Linked DNA regions of Homo sapiens: region 2 is linked to region 1. The links are chromatin loops, found by intact Hi-C in ENCODE. Cell type or tissue: IMR-90. All regions are shown on one strand.

Evidence for each region. Peaks named below come from ENCODE experiments on the same cell type or tissue, not always from the same donor. Only the 100,000 strongest peaks of a DNase experiment are listed, where the experiment ranks them.
Region 2: it touches region 1 in a loop (8-fold over the local background); 27 of 110 quality-filtered maps call a loop at or near these places.

The regions. Positions count from the first base shown.
Region 1 is chr20:18,275,102-18,279,101 of GRCh38, forward strand. All of the region lies in intron 2 of LOC124904876 (a long non-coding RNA gene), which reads left to right. Among named protein-coding and RNA genes, the nearest start is that of ZNF133, 11 kb to the right of the region's middle. In IMR-90, a CTCF peak has its summit at 1,835 (motif pointing left); a DNase peak (open chromatin) is centred at 1,870; H3K27me3 peaks cover 218 bases.
Region 2 is chr20:17,956,246-17,960,245 of GRCh38, forward strand. SNX5 (sorting nexin 5) reads right to left here. Exons shown (of 13, transcript NM_014426.4): 2 at 688-792. Among named protein-coding and RNA genes, the nearest start is that of SNORD17, 4.7 kb to the right of the region's middle. In IMR-90, CTCF peaks have their summits at 2,237 and 3,707; DNase peaks (open chromatin) are centred at 1,336, 2,246 and 3,596; H3K27ac peaks cover 2,488 bases.

The sequences.
Region 1 (4,000 bases):
GAATGTGTAGCATCTCCAGTTTCTGCTTATATCTTGTGGAACTGGAAAAGAAAGCCAGAAGATATCCTGACTTACTCAGTTTTTTGCTAGGATTCATACATCAATTCCTTAAGTGGAAGATGTTCTCTTACATGAATGTGTAGCATCAAGAACATCACAAGTAAGATTTTAATGTGGTTATAATTCATTCCAAAGAGAGAAATACTACTCAAATCCATTACATCTGAACTTGTTTGTTTGCTTTTTAATGTATTTATTGTCTGCTGTAAGCTCCTGAGAAGACAGAGGCTCTATCTCATTTATTGCCAAATCCTTGTTCCTAGAACAGTAGAATAGCAGATGCTCAACAAACCTTTCTCTTGTTCTGGCTAAGCAAATTTATTTAGCCTTTTAACCCAAGATTTAAAAGGATTTAGTCAGAATGAAAAGAAATCAGGAACGGGACCAATTTAAGGTTATACTGATAATCACATCGGTAAGTATGGTGAAAATTTACTGAGCAATTACTGTGTGCGAGGCCACTGTTCTGATGGCTTAAATATGTGGACCCATTGAATCCCCACATGACCCACAGAACCTCATGCAGGTTAAGAAATTTCCGCCAGTTCAGCCAGAGGGTGAGTGGCAGAGCTTGCATTGAAACTTGGGCAGCCTCACTCTACAGCCTGTGCTGTTGCCCATAACAGGCGCTTTAGCTGCTGCGTTTGCCTGAATGCTAATAGCCTTCCACTCCCTTTATTACCTTGAGACTGAGCAGTGTGGACAAATGCAGGTAGCTTTCTTGTCCTTCTTTCAAGAATGTTGGGCCAGGCGCGGTGTCTCACGCCTGTAATCCCAACACTTTGGGAGGTCGAGGTGGGTGGATCACCTGAGGTCAGGAGTTTAAGAACAGCCTGGCCAACATGGCGAAACCCCGTCTCTACTGAAAATACAAAAATTAGCCGGGCATGATGGTGGGCGCCTGTAATCCCAGCTACTTGGAAGGTGGAGGCAGAAGAATCACTTGAACCTGGGAGGCAGAAGTTGCAGTGAGCGGAGATTGCGCCACTGCACTCCAGCCTGGCCGACAGAGGGAGACTCTCTGTCTCAGGAAAAGAAAGAAAGAAAGAAAGAATGTTGTACCTGTACATTTAACTTGTTCAACAGTCATTTTCCCAATTACTCCATTTTGCTAGTGGCAAAACTCCTGATAAGCAGATGTTCTGTCCCTGGGCAGTTTCCTTTGGAAACTACTTGGTGTATGGAAGCTTCACACCCTTAGTTAGCTCAAATATGGCTCCATGCATGCATTTCGAGGCCTGAGGATCCATTTCAGCCCACCATTTTGAAAATGCTCATACAATATTAGCTTCAATGGGGACAAGGGCTTTGTTTGGTTGACGCTATAAACAAACAGTAGTTGGCACCAAGTAGACCCTCGGAAAATATGGAATGAATGAATGAAGCCATGCCCTGAGAGCCCTGAGACAATACGTGACACGTCCATACCCCACCCCCTCCAGTCAACAAGAACGAGAATGGCTATATTACTTATCTGCATTTTATTTTAGAGCAGTAACTGACTATGGAATTACAATAGTGTCTTTTTTCCATCTTCTTCAATTATATCCATAGTTAAAATATAATTAAAATTTCAACCTCACAAGATTTGGAAAGATGCAAAGTCAGTGGCTTCCTCTGAGGCCTTAGCTACCCCTTGTCCAGGGAAAATGCTGGCCTCTGGACAACTGAATCCTGACGAGAACACTTGCGCCGGTCCTCTACCTGAATTGCCAAAAGGGCCCGCAGGGAAAGGAAGGAATCACCATGTTTAGGGCGCCCTCTTCTGTTCAAAGGGCTGAAGCCCGTGGAGCCAGGGCAAGGCTTTCAGCGGATGAGCATCTTGGAGCAAACGTCAGAGAACCACATACTTTCATTCCTGGAAAGGGCTTTAGAGATGACTAGTTCAAACTACACATTACACATGGGAAACTGAGGCCCAAAGGGGTCAAATGCCTCATCCACGGTCACACAATTGGTTAAATCTCGAAAGAGGAAGAAACCGGACTCCCTGGCCCAGACCCCTCAGTAACAAGAGGAAAATGAACTCGTAACTCCAGTCTCTTATGCCTTTGTAAAAATCAAGAAAAATTAATCACAAATCTATAGTGCCAATTTCTTACGATTTATACCTTCAACTTCCTGTAATGTCACTATTCACATTTTCAATACGTTAACAAAGGTTCCCCAAGCATAGATTTCCTTAAGAATCAAAGAGAGACTTGCCTCTATTTTTTTTTTTTTTTTTTTTTTTTTTTGAGACGGCGTCTTGCTCTGTCACCCAGGCTGGAGTGCAATGGCATGATCTCAGCTCACTGCAACCTCAGCCTCCCGGGTTCAAGCCATTCTCCTGCCTCAGCCTCCCGAGTAGCTGGGACTACAGGCACCCGCCACCAGGCCCAGCTAATTTTTATACTTTTAATAGAGACAGGGTTTCACCATGTTGGCCAGGATGATCTCGATCTCTTGACCTTGTGATCCGCCCGCCTTGGCCTCCCAAAGTGCTGAGATTACAGGCGTGAGCCACTGCGCCCAGCCGACTTGCCTCTATTTAGTCCAGCCATTCCTTTCATTATTTTTCTCCACAGGCCTCATATTTGAAGGTTTTTAGTCTACCAAGCAAGCCACACTTTTAGAGTAAAAATGCATTTTCTCATTTAAAAAAGTACAGAAACAATGACCATGTATGAGACGTTACGCTACTGATATTATCAAATGAAATTTAAAATGTGAAATGCTTGAAACAGTGATTGATACATTATAAATATGCCAGAGATGTTCGCTATTATAATTCTACAATAACAATCAACAGTAGAAAGAAAAAAAGTACTTTTGTTAGTCTGTGCAGCCCTATGCAAGATTAATGTATCATTTCAATTTGATATTTTGAAATACTAAAAATAATAGTGGAGTTCAAAGGTAATTCTGGGGATACCTGGAAGCCAAAGATCCCTAGGTTGGGGCCAACTGCTGTAACCCATTAATCTCCCAGCCTGGGGTGGGGGGCTTACTCTGCCCTTACATGGGATTGTGATGCTCTCTCATCTAGTGCGTTGATGTGGGTGCCTTTGTATGAAGGGTGTGTCCTTGGCAGTCCTTCAAGCCTTCTTGCTACTCCACTAAAACAAACATATCCTATAAACAAATTCTTACAGATAGATAGCTGGAGCCTAATAAGGATGTGTTGAATGTTTGCAACTCTTTGCTAAGACCACAGGCTTCTAAAAGGAAAAGAAAAAAAAAAGCTAATTCCATTTATGTGATGTTCTAGAACAGGAATCACTAATTTGGTGACTGCCTTTGAGGCAACAGAATTGAGTTTGACTGGGAAGGGGCATGAGGAAACCTTCCAGAATGGCGGGGATATTCTCATCTCGAGAAGGGTTTGGGTTTTATGGGTGTCTGCATTTGTCAAGATTCATCGAATAGTACACTTAAGATCTGTGCATTTTGTTGTATGTTTTAAATTTAAAAAAAAAAACCATTGACAAATACTGAACTCTAATGACATGTATGCTGAACGATTTAGGGGTGAACTGATGTCTGCAACTTTGAAATGCATCAAAAAAGTGGATGAACTGATGGATGGATAGAGGGATGACAGAAAATATAACAAAAGATATATAGTAAAAAATAACTATGGCGGGCATCTGGATATTCACTGTATGATTCTCTCAACTTTTTTTTTTTTTTTTTTTTTTTGAGACAGAGTCTCACTCTGTCACCCAGGCTGGAGTGCAGTGGCACGATATTGGCTCACTGCAACCTCCGCCTCCCGGGTTCAAGCGATTCTCCTGCCTCAGCCTCGCGAGTAACTGGGATTACAGGCGCCCACCACCACGCATGGCTAATTTTTGTATATTTAGTAGAGACAGGGTTTCACCATTTTGGCCAGGCTAGTCTTGAACTCCTGAACTTGTGATCCACCCGCCTCAGCCTCCCAAAGTGCTAGGATTACAGG
Region 2 (4,000 bases), 320 kb before region 1:
CTGGTAAGCTCAGGCAGAGAATTATGTCACCAGTCTTTTTACACTACCTCCGGAATAACTGAAGTGTGCTATTCAAGCCGCCCAGGCGTTAAGAAAAAACCACATGGGAAAGGTCTTTCCCAATTTAGTAAATGCTGAAAAAAAGCAAGCTACAGAGACAAACTTCCCTTGGATGCAAATTAAAAACAAAGCTGGGGCCCGGTGTGGTGGCTCTGGCTCACGCCTTGAATCCCAGCACTTTGGGAAGCTGAGGCACGTGCATCACCTGAGGTCAGGAGTTTGAGCCGAGTGTGGTGGCTCAGGCCTGTAATCCCAGCTACTCTGGTGGCTGAGGCAGGAGAATTGCTTGAACCCGGGAGGCAGGGGCTGCAGTGAGCCAAGATGGTGCCACTTCATTCCAGCCTGGGCAACACAATGAGACTGTCTCCAAAAAAAAAAAAAAAAAAAAAAAAAAAAAAACAAAAAAACAATGCCCACAGCCCAGGGCTCTGCCACAGCAGAATGCTGCTGCCGCCACAATGGCACTCACCTGATGCTTACTGTGAGATAGATTAGGGAGGTTCTCACTTAATAGTGCTACCCTACGAATAGCAACTGTTTCAAGCTCAGGGAATCTCTTCTCACATCCACTGTGAATAACAAGGCTGCAACCTAGCACTGTATGTATTACCACTGCATGTTACTTACCTTTGTGTGCACTGTAAATTTGACTTTGTCTCTCTCACTGAGCGCATCAGGTATGTCAATCTGAAGCGAGGGATCAACATTCAGGTCCACAGATACAGATCTCAGCTGAAATACATTTTTTGCGTATTAGTTTCAAACTCATTTGGCCCTAAAAAATTATTCCAAAAATGAGTAGTTACTAAAAAGCAGTTTATACATAGATCATTTAGAAATGTCAGTTGAGCTGGGCGCGGCGGCTCACCCCTGTAATCCCAGCACTTTGGGAGGCCAAGGCGGGTGGTTCACAGGGTCAGGAGATGGAGACCATCCTGGCTAACATGGTGAAACCCCGTCTCTACTAAAAATACAAAAAATTAGCTAAGCGTGGTGGCGGGCACCTGTAGTCCCAGCTACTTGGGAGGCTGAGGCAGGAGAATGGCCTGAACACTGGAGGCGGAGCTTGCAGTGAGCTGAGATCACACCACTGCACTCTAGCCTGGGCGACAGAGCGAAACTGTCTCAAAAAAAAAAAAAAAGAATTAAAAATTAAAAAAAAGAAAAAGAAATGTCAGTTGAGACATTTCTAAGTTTATGTGAAACTGAGGGGAAACCCATTCTTCACATGCATTGGTATATCCGAAGTATTCCTGTAATGTAAACAACAGCTACAATAATGTCATGTACAATACATTTGGCCAAATACCTGACTGTACACTAAGGCCTGAACTAAATAGAACAAAATCTTGAATTCTTACATAAATGCCAAAGTACAATGAACATTCAAGAGGCATTAACCAGGCCACACAAATATCTGAAAGGAAAACCTGGGGAGATGGCACAGAGAACAGTCATGTGGAATAGGATCCTGGGTGGAGAGTTCAGAGTAAACCTGGGACTGTTTCAAATAGCCAAGGAATCTAGACAGGAGGGGTGAATTAGAAAAACCAACCAAGGCCTTACTTAATTAGCACAATCCCACTGTGGTTACACATGAGCAACAAGTGTGAGCATCACTCTGAATACTCAATTAACTGATTTTCTGAGCTGGAAATTGAGAGGAAAAAAACTACCTAACTCCATTTCTGCCCGTCAAAAAAAAAAAAAAAAAAAAGAGAGGAGAGAACAGTGGCAGCACTAATAGGAACTGGGCTATTAGGGAAAAGTGACTTAAATAAAAGTACATTAAAGCAGACAAGGTGGTGGTCAATCTGAAAACCTGACACACAAGGCACGAGGAACTCATAGCGTAAGCATCTCATTGCCCCATTCCTTTTACTGTAAGGAGTGCTAAAGTAAAGTTGTCATAACACTGGATTACCCAAAGCACGGAATGCCAAGTGAAGATTACAATTAAGAAGATGAGGTATTTCACTCCAAATTTCCCTTTGGGTCCCTTTCTTCAAAATAAAAAGTTCAAGACTAAAAACTTATGTACTTAACCTCTAAAACTTGAAAATCTGGTCAATCAGCTATAAAAAGACTAAATATATTCACTAAAAGCACATGGATTACTTAAGTTTCAAGTACTCCCTTTTTCCTTAAGCACTGTATATTTATAATTCTGAAAGCCAGAGGGAGCCTATTACAATGGCTTTCCTCCAAAAAATTAAGCTCAAGTAGTCACCAGAAGTTGATTTTAACATCAACTATTAGTAAGATCAAAACAGATACTTTTGAGTCCTCACATCTCAACCTAAGTATTTTTCTTCCACATGAATTCTTGATAACTCCTATGAAATATCTGCTTGTCTGGCTTAATTTTCACATGTCCATTTGTGAGATCTCTGCAAACAAAGATAAAGCTTCAAGGTCTGCGACTTCATTTGATCATAACTGACTCCAGCTTTGGCGTATTTTCTGATAAGAGCTTCCTTCCTTCTGCTAAGTTAACACTGGCAAATACAGCCTTTAAAAATACCTCAAATCATTAACTGAGATGTGATTGCAGAGGCTATACCAACGACTCTACTGATCTTAGGCTTATCTGTCAAGGTCAGGCAGGCCCAAGAACAGGAATAAACAGAGCCAGGCCTAAGAAGTAGCCATGGTCTCTGGAGGAGACATAGGACAGCTCACAGGACAGGTCTAAGGTGCCTTTCCCAGAGCTCAAAAACTGCCACATTTCCTAAGATTCCATTTCCTAAAGTCACAAACCCTGACTTCTAGCACTGCTCAAATGAATATGCTGACAGTTCCATTTTCGCTCACAAGCCCAGCAAACTCAGTGAGCCTGTGAACTCCACATGGGATACCCTTGGAATTCGAATAGGAGGACCCAAGGGGGATGTAATCAAGTAAATGGAGCTCATTTGTGCACCACAGTTAAAGCTGCAATGGATGCTACCAGCTGCTTTAGCTGCTTTTCGTTCCTCTGAATAATTATCTTCTCTTTTCGTCCCTTTCCCCATGTAGAGGTAATACCCCCGACTATACCTGTCTTCCTTTCTGGTTAGTATAGAAACATATTTTTTGTTTCAGAATGTGATGAAGACAAAAAGAAGAAAACCACTAGGTTATGAGTGACTGCAACCACAGCATATCAAACATCCGAGGTTCACTAGCAGCCATTTTGCCCAGACATTTCGCCCTAGGAAGGGATTCAAGCAAAACTCCAATCACTTGACATGACAGTCCTAACCACCAAATAAGCAAATAATGCAATGTTGTATTTGGGCCTTAAAGAACTGTCTAAAAGAGAGTATTGGCAAAACCCCTCAGCATCCAGGCCATCATTAACTCAATGTCCCCCAGGCGCAAGTTAAATGAACTTTCTCATATTATAGCATATAACCCTCCAGATGAGACAAACATGGGTAGAAACTTGTGAAATGACTAGAGCTTCTAAGTCAGCATTTGTACTCTCACTCGGGAAGCATCAAGTGTGACCAAAAGTTCAGCATTCCTTCTGCTTAGTCAACAAACCCACTCCACAGTGCTACAGAACTTGCTAAATAATTGCCAGGCTCCACTCTTCCCCTCTCACTTGCCTCTGCCTCCATCCCCCCTTAAGCTTGAAGGGCTCAGAGTACTCCTTAGCCCTGCTGGCCAACACTTGAGTCTCTGACTTAGGCCACAGATGTTACAATGCTTACAGTGGCCGTTTACAACAGTTAACAAAGCAGGCTTTAGAACCAAGTCCAGCCTTGGGCATGCCGGACCTTTACCATGCAAAGTTTTACCTCTTTTCCAGATCCCTTAGGTCACTTGTAAGAATCAAATTGAAAATATACCTACTCTCAAATAATTTAAGTTTTAAAACTGACTTCTGGCTGGGTGTGGTGGCTCACGCCTGCAATCCCAGCAATTTGGGATGCCAAGGTAGGCAGATCACTTG